Regions from separate parts of the Homo sapiens genome. Here all the other regions are linked to region 3. Evidence: read pairs that join two places in POLR2A ChIA-PET (ENCODE). Cell type or tissue: GM12878. All regions are shown on one strand. Each heading gives the region's core, and the rest is flanking DNA. Links, peaks and the distances in the headings are about the cores only.

The links. ChIA-PET counts read pairs that join two places held together with the same protein. Peaks named below come from ENCODE experiments on the same cell type or tissue, not always from the same donor. Only the 100,000 strongest peaks of a DNase experiment are listed, where the experiment ranks them.
Region 1: POLR2A ChIA-PET joins it to region 3 with 6 read pairs; 5 of 35 experiments call an interaction of 5 or more read pairs at or near these places.
Region 2: POLR2A ChIA-PET joins it to region 3 with 6 read pairs; 4 of 35 experiments call an interaction of 5 or more read pairs at or near these places.

What each region holds. Positions count from the first base shown.
Region 1 is chr3:196,243,732-196,249,376 of GRCh38, forward strand. PCYT1A (phosphate cytidylyltransferase 1A, choline) reads right to left here. Exons shown (of 9, transcript NM_001312673.2): 4 at 4,476-4,592; 5 at 3,636-3,787. Among named protein-coding and RNA genes, the nearest start is that of SLC51A, 30 kb to the left of the region's middle. RefSeq lists an enhancer at 3,044-4,243. In GM12878, for the core only: no CTCF peak of the experiment used is centred there; a DNase peak (open chromatin) is centred at 3,383.
Region 2 is chr3:196,276,318-196,281,962 of GRCh38, forward strand. All of the region lies in intron 1 of PCYT1A (phosphate cytidylyltransferase 1A, choline), which reads right to left. Among named protein-coding and RNA genes, the nearest start is that of PCYT1A, 8.6 kb to the right of the region's middle. RefSeq lists an enhancer at 2,683-3,295. In GM12878, for the core only: no CTCF peak of the experiment used is centred there; a DNase peak (open chromatin) is centred at 3,244; H3K4me3 peaks cover 525 bases; H3K27ac peaks cover 1,413 bases.
Region 3 is chr3:196,070,421-196,075,763 of GRCh38, forward strand. It overlaps TFRC (transferrin receptor), which reads right to left. Exons shown (of 19, transcript NM_001128148.3): 3 at 4,739-4,940; 4 at 3,510-3,705; 5 at 1,583-1,732; 6 at 976-1,078. It also overlaps the pseudogene RNU7-18P. Among named protein-coding and RNA genes, the nearest start is that of TFRC, 9.0 kb to the right of the region's middle. RefSeq lists a silencer at 2,873-2,922. In GM12878, for the core only: a CTCF peak has its summit at 3,000 (motif pointing right); DNase peaks (open chromatin) are centred at 2,121 and 3,051.

The DNA.
Region 1 (5,645 bases), core at 303-5,302, 170 kb after region 3:
TGCTGTGTTGGCCGGGCTGGTCTCCAGCTCCTAACCGCGAGTGATCCGCCAGCCTCGGCCTCCCGAGGTGCCGGGATTGCAGACGGAGTCTCGTTCACTCAGTGCTCAATGCTGCCCAGGCTGGAGTGCAGTGGCGTGATCTCGGCTCGCTACAACCTCCACCTCCCAGCCGCCTGCCTTGGCCTCCCAAAGTGCTGAGACTGCAGCCTCTGCCCGGCCGCCACCCCGTCTGGGAAGTGAGGAGCGTCTCTGCCTGGCCGCCCATCGTCTGGGATGTGAGGAGCCCCTCTGCCCGGCCGCCCAGTCTGGGAAGTGAGGAGCGCCTCTTCCCGGCCGCCCATCGTCTGAGATGTGGGGAGCGCCTCTGCCCCGCCGCCCCATCTGGGATGTGAGGAGCGCCTCTGCCAGGCCACGACCCCGTCTGGGAACTGAGGAGTGTCTCTGCCCGACCGCCACCCAGTCTTGGAGGTGAGGAGCGCCTCTGCCCGGCCACGACCCCGTCTGGGATGTGAGGAGCGTCTCTGCCTGGCCGCCCATCGTCTGGGATGTGAGGAGCCCCTCTGCCCGGCTGCCCAGTCTGGGAAGTGAGGAGCGCCTCCTCCCCGCCGCCATCCCGTCTAGGAAGTGAGGAGCGTCTCTGCCCGGCCGCCCATCGTCTGAGATGTGGGGAGCGCCACTGCCCCGCCGCCCCGTTTGGGATGTGAGGAGCTCCTCTGCCCGGCCGCGACCCGGTCTGGGAAGTGAGGAGCGTCTCCGCCCGGCAGCCACCCCGTCCGGGAGGTGAGGGGCGCCTCTGCCCGGCCGCCCCTACTGGGAGGTGAGGAGCCCCTCTGCCCGGCCACCACCCCGTCTGGGAGGTGTACCCAACAGCTCATTGAGAACGGGCCATGATGACGATGGCGGTTTTGTCGAATAGAAAAGGGGGAAATGTGGGGAAAAGATAGAAAAATCAGATTGTTGCTGTGTCTGTGTAGAAAGAAGTAGACATGGGAGACTCAATTTTGTTCTGTACTAAGAAAAATTCTTCTGCCTTGGGATCCTGTTGATCTGTGACCTTACCCCCAACCCTGTGCTCTCTGAAACATGTGCTGTGTCCACTCAGGGTTAAATGGATTAAGGGCGGTGCAAGATGTGCTTTGTTAAACAGATGCTTGAAGGCAGCATGCTCGTTAAGAGTCATCACCACTCCCTAATCTCAAGTACCCAGGGACACAAACACTGCAGAAGGCCGCAGGGCCCTCTGCCTAGGAAAACCAGAGACCTTTGTTCACTTGTTTATCTGCTGACCTTCCGTCCACTATTGTCCTATGACCCTGCCAAATCCCCCTCTGCGAGAAACACCCAAGAATGATCAATAAAAATACATAAATAAATAAAAGAAGTTTTATCCTCAGGATCTATCATTTCACTACTTTTTTTTTTTTTTTTGAGACCGAGTCTCGCTCTGTCGCCCAGGCTGGAGTGTAGTGGCACAGTCTCGGCTCACTGAAACCTCTGCCTCCTGGATTCAAGCGATTCTCCTGCCTCAGCCTCCCGAGTAGCTGGGACTACAGGCGCATGTCACCCCGCCTGGTTAATCTTTGCATTTTTAGTAGACAGGGTTTCACCGTGTTGGCCAGGCTGGTCACGAACTCCTGACCTCAAGTGATCCACCTGACTTGGCCTCCCAAAGTGCTGGGATTACAGGCGTGAGCCACAGCGCCTGGCCATTTTACTGCTATGAATATCCTTTGCAAGGGCAAGAAGAGATGAATGATACTGGGGATCAATAATGTTGTTCGGAGGCGTGCTAAACTTCACTTACTCCTTCCTGTATGGGCCACCAGCCTTTTGCTGATAATTACTAAGATCACTATACCATCCCCGAGAGACCACTGTAGTGTGAAGCATGTTCATTGGGACTATGTCAGAGACTCTCAGCCAGCATCTCAATTACTCATGAACAACTTGTCAGGGATCCATAGGCAGCAAAGTAAAGAATAGGAGGCCGGGTGGATCACCTGAGGTCAGGAGTTCAAGACCAGCCTGGCCAAAACGGCGAAACACTGCCTCTACTAAAAATACAAGAAATTAGCCGGGCATGGTGGCGCGCACCTGTAATCCCAGCTACTCGGGAGGCTGAGGCAGGCGAATCACTTGAACCCGGGAGGCGGAGGTTGCGGTGATCCGAGATCACGCCATTGCACTCCAGCCTGGGCAACAGAGCAAAACTCTGTCTCAAAAAAAAAAAAAAAAAGAATGGGACAAGCAAAACTCAAGGTTGAGTATATATTGTTAACAAAGAGAAAAGGGGAGTTAGAAATTCCTCTAACTTCATACTTCTGTCTGGGCCTGTGGGCTGTGGTGCTGAGAATAAACTTGCTTACCACCTTTGGTGCCACTGGCTGCTAGGTGTTGATGTAGAAAAGCCAGAGAATTATAAAAGGTCTGTCCTAATCCTCAATAGTTTTAATAAATATCCCCTCTTCAGGCCTACCCACGTATTGCTTTAGAAGCACTTTGGCTGCCTTCATTCTTTCTGCCTCACTGAACAATTTACCTACAACATTCCACGCGCCCCTGTAGAGAACTGACAACATGCTTGCTATTTCCTCAGGCTTGGGGGCCTCTAACCTGGCCTAATCAATCCTTCTCATCTTTTGTACCCACCTTTTGCAGGAAACCTGTGGCTTTTTTTTTTTTAAAGTAGAGACAGGGTCTCGGTATGTTGCCCAGGCTGGTCTTGAGCTCCTGGGCTCAAGCGATCCTCCCACCTTGGCCTCCCAAAGTGCTTGGATTACAGGCGTGAGCCACTGCACCTGGCTGAAATCTGTTACTTTAATGTGGGAGAATTAAAAGGAGGTAAGGGGTTGATAATAACTTACTGAGAAACAGTGAGAAATATCCTTGATTTCTGATTCCACCCAATTTCTAGCATAAGATCAAAGCCCTGAAATGAAACTTAAGCCAAGAAAAGTCTATGTTAATCCGTCTTATTTCCTGGTAATGTGACCGTCTTCAGAGTTCACCTGGGGCTATGGATATTCTCAGGAGACTGGCATGTTCTAAGGGTAGATGTGCCTATGGTGTGGGGGGAAGGTCTCGTAACTGGTGAGTTCAGTTCCCAGCCCTGCCAGTGGTGTAACTTGTGGCGAGTTCAGTTCCCAGCCCTGCCAGTGGTGTAATTTGTGGCGAGTTCAGTTCCCAGCCCTGCCAGTGGTGTAACTTGTGGCGAGTTCAGTTCCCAGCCCTGCCAGTGGTGTAACTTGTGGCGAGTTCAGTTCCCAGCCCTGCCAGTGGTGTAACTTGTGGCGAGTTCAGTTCCCAGCCCTGCCAATGGTGTAACTTGGAGCAGGTTATTTGGTTTCTCTAGCCCTTGTTACTCATATGTAAAGCGGAAATGACAAACACACCACAGGATTGCTGTGGGCAGAAAATGGAATAGAATGGATGTAAAAGTGCTTGCAAACCATCCAGCCCCATATAAACGTCAGGGGTGACTGTTATCACTAGTAATATCACTGTCATCTCCTACGAAACTTACATAAGAGGTAGAAGTAAAACACGGCTAGTGGAAAACCAGCCTACGTGCCAGCAGCTTTGAGAGTTGAGGGGATTCTGAAACAAGGAATGGGAATATGTGTCCAGTTTCTTACCCGGTGTTCGGCCAGGAACTCGGGTGTCAGCGTCCAGGGCGCATTCCTCACCACCTCATCCACGTAGCGGCAGTGCTGGACTGCGTCATAGCGCTCATTCTCGTTCATCACCGTGAAGCCTTTGAAGTTGTGTGTGAGCTCATCACTGCAAACTGGTTCACCACATCATAAATTGTGTGTTGGAGTCCTCTTTGCTTAGCACCTCCTCAGCCACCGACCTCTCCCATCTTCTCCCACTGCTTAGGACTGCAACCATCTTCCCCAACTGGAAAAAAGTCTTCTAAAGGTGGTTGAACCTGGGTGATAACGCTTTTCCTAATGCAGCGTATACCTTCAGGAGCAACACTCACTAAACAGTATGTTCATACTTTGGAGAAGGGACAGTACAACAGGTGACCAAGATCTTTGACTCTGAAATAAACCTGCTGTGCGTGTCTGCATCAATTAAGTCCTTAAACATGTTTTCCTGTTTTATTCACACTGGACTGGACCACCTAACATTTCCTTGGCAGACTTTTGTACTCCAGTTAATTCAAAATGATAAACTGAAATCTAAAGCAAATGTTTTAAAGTGGACAACGGAAGTCACGGCTGCTCCTGTGACCACAGAAACTCAGCTACAAGCAGTGAATAAATGCCAGATGGCACAGTCGAGGAGCTTGAAGCTCCTCTCTCCAGGTTTAGTTTGCTGGTACCCATATACTTCATGTGTGTTAGAGAGGCTGTACTACATCCTTCATTTAAAAATGGAAACAAGAGCCAGTGTACTCAGCTGAGAAAGACAGACTGTACTATCATCTTTTTCTGCACAGCACCTGAAGTCACCAAATGTTTTCTTACCTCCCACAATGAGGTACGTATTAGGGAAAAGGTTCTTCGCTTGCATCAGAGCTCGGGCGTGACCAGAGTGAAATAAGTCAAATATTCCATCGGCATAAACTCTCACAGGTCGCTCACCTAAATCCAAATGAAAGAATTGATCACAAAAATACCTTTTTTTTTGTCATTTTTATTTTTATTTTTGAGGCCGAGTCTCACTCTGTCACCCAGGCTGGAGTGCAGTGGCGTGATCTCGGCTCACTGCAACTTCCGCCTCCTGGGTTCAAGTGATTCTCCTGCCTCAGCCTCCCAAGCAGCTGGGATTACAGGTGCATGTCATCACGCCTGCCTAATTTTTGTGTTTTTAGTAGAGATGGGGTTTTTCCTTGTTGGCCAGGCTGGTCTCGAATTCCTGGTCTCAAATGACCCGCCAGCCTCAGCCTCCCAAAGTGCTGGGATTACAGGTGTGAACCACCATGCCAAGCCACAAAAATACATTGATTCGATATCTTGTACTTGGCAAATGGAACTGGCTCTGTGTGACAGTTCCATGACTGTATACTCCTTTCTTTTTTTTTATTTTTTTCTTGAGACGGAATCTCGCTCCATCACCCAGACTGGAGTGCAGTGGCACGATCTCGGCTCACTACAACCTGCAACTCCCGGATTCAAGCGACTCTCCTGCCTCCGCCTCCTGAGTAGCTGGAACTACAGGCGCCCACCACCAAGCCCAGCTAATTTTTTGTATTATTTTTTAGTAGAGATGGGGTTTCACAGTGTTAGACAGGATGGTCTCGATCTCCTGACCTCGTGATCCACCCGCCTAAGCCTCCCAAAGTGCTGGGATTACAGGTGTGAGCAACCGCGCCCGGCCCAACTGCATACTCCTTTCTTTAGGTGTTCTCTGGGTATTCACCCTGATTTTAGGGGTAGGTTGGGTTATGAAAAATGACTATAAAGACCTTTTCATTTTTTTTTTGAGACAGGGTCTCACTCTGTCATCCAGCCTGGAGTGCACTGATGTGGTCACAGCTCACGGCAGCCTTGACCTCCTGGGCTCAAGTGATCCTCCCATCTCAGCCTCCCAAGTAGATGGGACCACAGATGGACACCACCATGCCCAGCTAATTTTTTTTTTTTTTTTTTGTAGAGACCATGTTGCCCAGGCTGGTCTCGAACTCCTGGACTCAA
Region 2 (5,645 bases), core at 266-5,265, 210 kb after region 3:
TAAAGGCCAGGCACAATGGCTCACGCCTGCAATCCCAGCACTTTGGGAGGCTGAGGTGGGCAGCTCACCTCAGGTCAGGAGTTTGAGACCAGCCTGTGCAACATGGTGAAACTCCATCTCTACAAAAATACAAAAATTAGCCAGACTTGGTGGTGCATTCCTGTAATCCCAGCTACTCAGGAGACTGAGGCGGGAGGATCACTTGAATCTGGGAGGCAAAGGTTGCAGTCAGCCGAGATCGCACCACTGCACTCCAGCCTGGGCAACAGAGTGAGACTCCGTCTCAAAAAATGAAAAAAAAAAAAAAATTAAGTACAAACTATTTTCTCAAGGAAGCTTCAATTAAGGCATGGAAAACACACACAGAGCTCCACCTCAAAAATGCTTATGATATAAAAATGCTCTACAGGATTCTAAAACCATGGGGTGAAAGTTTGCTGAGGAATAGGATATTTGCAGTTACGAAAAATTGACCAGGTGTAGTGGCACATGCCTGTAGTCCCAGCTACTCGGGAGGCCGAGGTGGGAGGACTACTTGAGAACAGCAAGTCAAGGCTGCACTGAGCCATGATCATGCCACTACACTCCAGCCTGGACAGCAAAGTGAGACCCTTTCTCAAAAAAAAAAAAGGCCACATGCAGTGGTTCATGCCTGTAATCCTGGCACTTTGAGAGGCCAAGGCAGGCGAATCACCTGAGGTCTGGAGTTCAAGACCAGCCTGGCCAACATGGTGAAACCCCGTTTCTACTAAAAATATAAAAATTAGCCAGGTGTGGTGGCGGGCACCTGTAATCCCAGCTACTTGGGAGGCTGAGGCAGGAGAATTGCTTAAACCCAGGAGGCAGAGGTTGCAGTGAGCCAAGATCATGCCATTGCACTCCAGCCTGGGTGACAAGAGTGAGACTCCATTTCAAAAAAATATATATATTTTTTTCTTTACCTGCTTACACTATTATGTGTTTATACTATTCCTTATCTGCTTACATACAGTTCTTCTATTTTCTAAAGATGACTTTTGGGTTTTACATTATATTCTACACTGTTCTTTAAACTGAAGTCTTTAGATCCTTCGGATTTAAAATAAAACACACCCACTGCTTTTTGGGTTTTAGTGTAAGACACTTCTTTATCTCATCCACTTCTCAGGAGATGGAAAACATCTGGGTCACAGATATTCCATAATGATAACCCTAAAAGAATTTAGAAATTATGCAAAGATTACTCCTCATGACTTTCCTCTAGAACTACTGCTGTTTAAACTTTTACTCTGGGCTGGGCGCGGTGGCTCATGCCTGTAATCCCAGCACTTTGGGAGACCAAGGTGGGTGGATCACATGAGGTCAGGAGTTCGCAACCAGCCTGGCCAACATGGTGAAACCCCATCTCTACTAAAAATACAAAAATTAGCTGAGCGTGGTGGCATGCACCTGTAATCCCAGCTACTTGGGAGGCTAAGGCAGGAGGATCACTTGATCCCTGGAGGTGGAGGTTGCAGTGAGCCTAAATCGCACGCCACTGCGCTCCAGCCTGGGCGACAGAGCGAGACTTTGTCTCAAAATAATAATAACAATAATAAACTTTTACTCTGTAGGTCTCACAAGTTTTTTTCATTTTTTCCCGGCCTTCTTATGCCATCCCAATGTTCTCTCACATCTACTAACTTATAACCGCAGCACCAAAGCATACAGAATAATAACTGATGTTTAAAATCATGGAAAAAGGTACCCCCAGTCTCCCTCATGTTCCAATAGATGCTTGCCCGGACACATCACCTTTGCTACTGAGAAAGTGTAGAGAAAAGGTGTGTGGGAGGATGAGGGCGTACTGAAGACAGTAAATACATCCTAACATCGTGTTGGCTTCTTAATTTGTTACACTGAAACTTAGGTGTACCTAAAGCCACACCACCATTACAACATCGATAACTGCCCAGTAACCATTTGGAATACCTCCAACAATGAGGAACAATATTTCTTGGACTCTCAGTTTATGATAAGTGCGCCTCTGTCATCAACCAATACCATTCAAGTAAGGTACAGTGATGGCTCTGGAAAAGGAGGTGGCTTTAAATATCTACATTCAAAGGGGAAAAAAAATACACGCACACACACAGGCTGCCTTAATATCCCTGTTTGTCCAGCGGGCAATGGGACTGGGAAATGATCGCGCCTCCTCAGAGCCAATACAGTAGGAGGCGAACATGGGGCAGTGCATTACTCAATGCCCTGCAGACTGACCCTTAGGAATGAGACAGGAAGAAAAGTATTTGGAGATAGAATAGAGAACCTCCCTCAAGAGCCCTACTAGGATGGGCCAACACTTCCTGTTTGTTTAGTGGTTCATCCTCCAGAACACTTTCTTTGTCAAAAAGGCTATAACAGCCCAGTACAGTGGCTCATGCCTATAATCCCAGCACTTTGGGAGACCAAGGCGGATGGATTGCTTGAGCCCAGGAGTTCAAGACCAGCCTGGCCAACATGGCGAAACCCCATCTCTACTAAAAAGACAAATAATTAGCCAGGAGTGGTGGCACATGCTTGTAGTCCCAGCTACTTGGGAGTCTGTGGTGGCAGAATCGCTTGAACCCAGGATGCAGAGGTTGCAGTGAGCCAAGATCGTTCCACTGTACTCCCGCCTGGGTGACAGAGCAAGACCTCATCTCAAAAAAAAAAAAAAAAAAAAAGCTAGGCCAGGTGTGGTGGCTCACACTTGTAATCCCAACACTTTGAGAGGCCAAGGCGGGAGGATCACCTGAGGTCAGGAGTTCGAGACCAGCCTGGCCAACATGGTGAAGCCCGGTCTCTACTAAAACTACAAAAATAAGCTGGGCGTGGTGGCAGGTGCCTGTAATCCCAGCTACCCAGGAGACTGAGGCAGGAGAATCATTTGAACCCAAGAGACGGAGGCTGCAGTGAGCCATGATCATACCACTGCACTCCAACCTGGGTGACAAGAGTGAAACTCTATCAAAAAAAAAAAAAAAAAGGGCTGACAGCCAGAATACAGCAATTGTTAAGACCTGATCTTTCCAACTGCTGCCTATTCACTCCCTAGATAAGTCACCTTATCTTAATCACTGAAATTTGAGCACAGACTCTAAATATGGACATAAAAACCCATCCCCCAACACCCTGCCTGCTAAGTACATTAGTGTCTCCAAAGTGCCCTCGAAATACAGAATGCAGTATCTGTGCCTGTGATTTTTACTCCGACTCACAAAGACCTGGTTTGGTTTCTGCTGACTCACCTACCAGTACACACTGCTTGCCTTGTTCCTCCACGTTCCAACACATGCCTGCTGAGGCACATCAGCTTTGCTAGACAAGTGGAAGATGTGTTTGTGGAGGGAGGGGTGGCACTGAGGAGACACTAAGGATACAGCTAGTCATATTTTTCCAATGTGAATGTCCTGAAGGAGACAGAATCTAGGTGCTGGCATGTCTATGCTTGAGTCTGAAAGATGATAGGCTCCTACAAGTAGTTTTAGGGACTCCTATCCAGTCCTTTCTTTTTTTTTTTTTTTTTTTTTTTTTGAGACAGAGTTTCACTCCTGTTGCCCAGGCTGGAGTACAATGGCACGATCTCAGCTCACCACAACCTCCACCTCCCGGGTTCAAGCAATTCTCCTGCCTCAGCCTCCCGAGTAGCTGGGATTACAGGCATGCACCACCACGCCTGGCTAATTTTGTATTTTTAGTAGAGATGGGGTTTCTCCATGTTGAGGCTGGTCTTGAACTCCTGACCTCAGGTGATCTGCCCGCCTCAGTCTCCCAAAGTGCTGGGATTACAGGCGTGAGCCACCGCACCCGGCCTATCCAATCCTTTCTATTCAACTTCCTTATTGCAAACAGACCTACCAAGGGAAAGAGGAGTTGGACTTTGCTTCCTGAACTATGTAACAATCTAAATATAGCAGAGTCCTCTCTTATCCACAGGGGAAATGTTTCAAGACGCCAGCAGATGCCTGAACCCCTAGAGAGTATGGACCCTATATGGACAGTTGTCCCTCAGAATCTGCAGGGCACTGGTTCCAGGATCTCCTGCAGATGCCAAAATCCACAGATGCTCAAAAGTCCCTTATATATATAAAACGGTGTCGAATTTGCATATAATCTATACCCCCTATATACTTTCAATCTTCTCTACATTACTTACAACACCTAATACAATGTAAATACTATGTAACCAGTTATTATACAATATTGGTTTTTTATTTGTACTGTTTTTTATTGTTGTATTGGTATTTTTATTGTTTTTTTTTTTTTTTTTTTCTGAATATTTTCGATCCAAGTTTGGCTGAATCTGCGGATGTGGAGCCCATGGCCACGAAGGGCTGACTCTACTTTGTTTTCTCCCTATATACACAGAGCTATGATAAAGTTTTATTTATAAATTAAGCACAGTAAGAGATTAACAGGAATAACTAATAATAAAACAATTATAACAATATACTGTAATAAATGTTATCTGAATGTGGCTGTTCTCTCTCACTCTCAAAATATCTTACTACATCATACTCACCTATTTTCTGACCGTGGCTGACTGTGGGTAACTGAAACCACGGAAAGTAAAACTGCGACTAAGGGTGAGCTCTTGTAGTAGCAAGTTGCAATTACATATGCTATTCCACATTTCAAAAATCTAACTCAAACTTGACCAATTACTACAAGGAACTATTTGCAAAAAGATGAGGCATAATTTTTCCTTTGCACTCTATTCCTGCCTTCCCCATCTCTAGGCCTACATTATCTTCCCCACTAAAACCCAATGCCCAGTATTTTTCTATCAGCATATCAATGCCCAGTTCCAAAGCCGAGTGCGCAAGCAGACTTTACATTTGGGATGTTTCTCTGCTTCTACCGTGGTGGTGCTTAATGAGCTGGTGCTCTAAGAGGCAAGCTCTGGAAACTCAAGGGTTAAAGTGCATCTAATATTCCTGGCATTCATTAATCCTATCATCTTGCTGTACACTCAGGTCTTTCTGGAGATAACAGTGTAAGGACATTGCCCCCTATGTAAAGGCCTTTGAAGCTTGAAGGAGTATATGGCTAAGCGAAAGTAGGGAAAAGAGCTGGACTCAAGAACCAGAAAATCTAGATCAGGGGTCAGCAAACTACAGCTAGCTGGCCAAAGATGGCCCACTACCTGTTTTTGTAATTAAAATTCGATCAGAACACAGCCATGTTCACTCACTGATGTGTTTATTGTCCATGGCTGCTTTTGTGCTACAACAGCAGAGCTGAGTAGTCACAGATACTGTGTGACCTGCAAACCCTAAACTATTTACAATCTGGCCCGTTACTGAAAAAGTTTGCTACCTCTCATCCTAGATGAAATCAGGACCAGCTTTATTAATAATTTGGTGGCAAATTCTACCTAAATTTACCCAATCTAAAGTGAAAAACAGTGTTAGAAATAGAATTATTTCGAGTACAGTGGTGCAATCATGGCTCACTGCAGCCTCGAACTGCTGGGCTTAAGTGATCCTCCTGCCTCACCCTCCCAAGTAGCTAGGACTACAGGCACATGCCACTACACCCAGCTAATTTTTTGTAGAGATGGGGGTCTCACTTTGCTGCCCAGGTTGGTCTCAAACTCCTGGCCTCAAGCAATCCTCCCACCTCAGCCTCCCAAAGTGCTGGGA
Region 3 (5,343 bases), core at 1-5,000:
CGCCTGGCTAATTTTTGTATTTTTAATAGAGTTCACCATGTTGGCCAGGCTGGTAGCTCTGACCTTAGGTGATCCACCCACCTTGGACTCCCAAAGTGCTGGGATTACAGGCGTGAGCCACCACGCCCAGCCACAAATGTGATTTTTAAGCTGAAAATTATTCTATCTATCTGTTCTCTATTTCTGTGTTAATTTGACTATATTTGCCTAAATTTAAAAAGATCAAGGGCTGGGCGAAGCAGCTTCCTCCTGTAATCCCAGCACTTTGGGAGGCTGAGGGTGGTGAATCACCTGAGCCCAGGAGTTTCAATTGAAGACCAGCCTGGCCAACATGGCAAAACCCTGTCTCTACCAAATAATAATAATAATAATAATAATAATAATAATAAAATAAAAAATAAAAATTAACTGGACATCTCAGCTACTCAAGAGGCTCACTTGAGCCTGGGTGGTGGTGGAGAATGCAGTGAGCCAAGCTCACGCCACTGCACTCCAGCTAGGGCAACAGAGTGACACCCTGTCTCAAAACAAAAATAGAAAAAGATCAAGCATTAACGAATCAAGCTAAGACTAGGCCCCAGCCAAGATGGATATTTACATCTGTCCCCACAGGGAGGATATGCATTTGTTTAGCAAATACTACTATGTATGTCAGGCATTCTCCAAAGCTCTGCAACATGGCAGTAAATAGAACTAACCCATGATTCTTCATCTGGCTCACATTCTAATGGAAACAAAGGCATAGATAATGTCAGCTGCTAGCAGTACTATAAAGAAAAAATAAAACAGGACATGGGGAAAGTGATTAGAGAGAGAAGACAATGCATGTTGACTGTGTCATTAGAGGGTTGAAAACCAAAATATCTCATGATCATTTACATTTTACAGGTAAATTTATAACTCCTAAGAACAGAAAAGATGAGTTTTGAATGATTCAATAGGGAAGAGTCTCATGCACTGTTTTGCTTTACTTACAGTAACTGTTGCAGCCTTACTATACGCCACATAACCCCCAGGATTCTCCACCAGGTAAACAAGTCTACCGTTCTTATCAACTATGATCACCGAGTTTTGAGCGCTGTTAAAAAGATTAAGTTAAAATAAGCCTAAGGTCATCCTTCCAAAAAACACAATAGCTTACATTTAGTATGTCTTGCATTATTTGGCTTGAGGAAATTTACCTCTAAATCTTAAGCTTGATTTTTATTTTAAAAGCCTTTGGGCCGCATGCGGTGGCTCACGCCTGTAATCCCAGCACTTTGGGAGGCCCAGGCGGGCTGATCACCTGAGGTCAAAAGTTCGAGACCATCCCACCTCTACTAAAAATACAAAAATTAGCTGGGCGTGGTGGCGTGCGCCTGTAATCCCAGCTGCTCTGGAGGCTAAGGCAGGAGAATCACTTGAACCCAGAAGGCAAAGGCTGCAGTGAGCAGAGATTGTGCCACTGCACTCCAGCCTGGGCAACAGAGCGAGACTCCATTTCAAAAAAAAGCCAACAACACTAACAAAAAGTCTTTGCTATATTTAGCACACCTGAAAATAGCTACTTGTATAAAAATAAGTTTACCATCTTTCAACATACCTGTCTTTGACCTGAATCTTAACAAAATGTTGATCACGCCAGACTTTGCTGAGTTTAAATTCACGAAATTGATTTTCAACATACAACGCAAGATTTTCATCTTTTTGAGATCCAGCCTCACGAGGGACATATGAATTTTCATTCAGCAGCCTGGAGGAGAAAATGCCTTTTAAATGAACTTAAGTTTACTTTAAAATAAACATTTAAGTCAAGGATTAAACAAATTGTTTTGAAAGCAAAATATTATCCCTCATAGTTCAGATAAATGAACTGTGACCCAAAACTTCTAGACTGACCAGAATATCACAAAAGAAAAAAAATTTTGCCCCAAATCTTGTAACTTCAAAGCTTCTTTACCCACTACAAAGCACTCCTTCAAGAGCCTCATCATAACACAATGTATCTGCTTAGGATAGTTTTAGGGGAAATGAGTAGCTTCCAGATCTACTATAAAATCTAAGATAGTAATACTGTGCTGAACAGAGTGCATAGTTTCAATTCTCACCTACTTGTGAAGCATCTGAATACCCTGAAGCAGAACTGCTCCTTGGTCCGATCTCCCATACTTCTTTCTATTTACTCAGCATATTAGTTCTTACATTTTTGTGGGGTGGACTATACTCTCACTTTAACCATAAGGTCTGGTGTACAGTAAATAAACACAAAAGCATCAACTAGATGAAGTAGAAAATGCCATAACTTAAGACTAAAGAATTATAGTACCACTGTAAGTGTAGGAAGCTTGCAAAAAGGAAAAGATAAATTTATTCTTTGCACAGAGGCATGTATGTGCAAAGATAGTAAAACTCTATGGACAAGTGTTACAGCTCTTTTAGAATTTGTCTAGCATGCTTTCTAGTTTTTGCCAGAAAGCCCATTACAAATAAAATAAATAAATAAATATAAAATAGAAATTTGGCCAGGTGCAGTGCCTCATCCTGTAATTCCAGCACTTTGGGAGCCAAGACAGGAGGATCATCTGAGGTCAGGAGTTAGACACCAGCCTGGCCAACATGGTGAAATCCCGTTTCTGCAAAAAAAAAAAAAAAAAAAAAAAACCCACAAAAATTAGCAGAGCATGGTGGTACAAGCCTGTGATCTCAGCTACTCAGGAGACTGAGGTAGGAGAATTGCTTAAACCTGGGAGACAGAGGTTGCACTGAGCTGAAATCGTGCCACTGCACTCCAGCCTGGGCAACACGTAAGACTCCATCTCAAAATAAATAAGTAAATAAATAAAAATCTAAGAACAGACCGGCCTGGGAGACATGGTGAGACTCCATCTCTTAAAAAAAAAAAAAAAAAAATTAGCTGGGTGTGGTGCTGCGTGCTTATAGTCCCAGCTACTCAGGAGGCTATGGTAGGGGGATGAAGCTGCGGTGAGATGAGAGCACGCCACCGTATTCCAGCCTCCACCAGAGGGAGACATTGTCTCTGGATACTGACTGGCCTAGGGGTTAATGGGTGAGTATCACAGAAATTAAGAAGCACTAGAGACTTAAGGCAGGCAGTTACCCATGATCAAGGAGATGAAAAAGGCTACTTCTGGCATGTGTTGCTTCCTAAAACAGAGAAAAGCTACTGATGTCCTTGTCAGCAAAGCAGAGCTTAGTACAACGTTACAAGAGGTTAAGAAGAAAAATCAGAGCCAGAGAATGACAGCAAGCAATAAGCTACAAAGATGGGGAAAACATCAAGGGCCTATTAATTTTTTAAGAAAAAGGAGACTCCCCAGAGAAGTTCTACCTTTTCCCCTACCAGTATAGTTTCAGTTTTTTACAGGCCCCTTCCCCTCTTTAGCTAAACATGACAAGTCTTGTCTTCTCTAACAAGCCATTCCCCACAGTGTCACCATTATTGTTTCCCCGTGGCCTATCATAATTCTTGAATTACTTGTCTAGATACTTGCACAGCAGCTGGCACTCACTTGATGGTGCCGGTGAAGTCTGTGCTGTCCAGTTTCTCCGACAACTTTCTCTTCAGGTCATCCCAATATAAGCGACGTGCTGCAGGGAAGTCCTCTCCTGGCTCCTCCCTCACTGGAGACTCGGTTCCTGCCAGTCTCTCACACTCAGTTTTTGGTTCTACCCCTTTACAATAGCCCAAGTAGCCAATCATAAATCCTAAAGAGACAAAGTTCCAGAGCTGAACTCAGAATTTCATTTGTAATCTATCCCTGTTAATCTGTTAATATTTTCAGGTAAGCCTTGAAAATACTGGTTTTCATCAAATTCTAAGTAGTTTTAAAGTATATAATGCATCTCAGTTTTGTATACTTTAAACCACTTAATAAATTATATACTAGCTTTATTTCAAATAGCTACCTATTCAAAACATAGGTAGTTTTTTCCAAAAGACCCCCTTGAAACATGAGACTGAGCTGCTGCACCGCCAGTGTCCTGCGGATATTTTCTAGCGTAGCATTTGCTTCCTGGTGGAGTGGGAGCAAACAAAAAAATACATAAATAAAAAGAAAACACTTGCACGTCGTATTGAAATAATTCATGGGTCTCTCTTTCCAACCAGATTAAATTCAATGACAGGTATAGAATCTACTCATGATTGTCTTCCTAGTGGCACTTAAAAAGGCATAAAGTGGACGGGAAAGTGGCTCATGCCTGTAATCCCAGCACTCTGGGAGGCTGAGGCGGGCAGATCACGAGGTCAGGAGTTAGAGACCAGCCTGACCAACATGGTGAAACCCCGTCTCTACTAAAAATACAAAAATTAGCCAGGTGTGGTGGTGCACGCCTGTAGTCCCAGCTCCTCAGGAGGCTGAGGCAGAAGAATCGCTTGAACCTGGGAGGCGGAGATTGCAGTGAGCCGAAATCACGCCACTGCACTCCAGCCTGAGCCACAGAGTGAGACTCCAACTCAAAAAAAAAAAAAAAAAAATTAGCCAGGTGTGGTCGTGGGCGCCTATAGTCCCAGCTACTCAGGAGGCTAAGGCAGAGAATCGCTTAAACCTGGGAGGCTGAGGTTGCAGTGAGCCAACATGGTGCCACTGCACTCTAGCCTAGGCAAGAGAGTAAGCCTCTGTCTCCAAAAAAAAAAAAAAAAAAAATAAGGTACAAAATAACTATATGCTGAGCTGACATAACAGACTTCCCAGAGTTGGTTATAGAAAACATTGAAGTTTGGAATGGTCATTCTCACCAATCAAGAAAAAGACGATCACAGCAATAGTCCCATAGCAGATACTTCCACTACACCTTTTTGGTTTTGTGACATTGGCCTTTGTGTTATTGTCAGCATTTTCTTCTTCATCTACAGCAAGTTTCATCTCCACATGACTGTTATCGCCATCTACTTGCCGAGCCAGGCTGAACCGGGTATATGACAATGGTTCTCCACCAAACTGTGTTGCGGAAAAAGGCATGATGAAGAACAGGCACGGGAATGTTTAGGAAAAGCTCGTTTAGGTATATGCTTGTTATTGGGCCATTACTATAACTTGCTATATATTCCTTAGGGTGTTCTCCTTTCAAACCAACATTCTTCCCTGGGCCCAGTCAAGGGCTAGTTCACACTGGTCTTCTCAGTCAGTCTCTCCCTTTTTGTAAATTTTTTTTTTTTTTTGAGACAAGGTCTCCCTCTCTCTCCCAGGATGGAGTACAGTGGTGTGATCACAGCTCACTGCAGCCTCAAAATCCTGGGCTCTACTGATTCCCCCACCTCAGCCTCCTGAGTAGCTGGGACTAGGGGCACAAATCAGTTCAGGATACTATGCAGTAACCCAGACCATGATGTTGGTGGGAGCA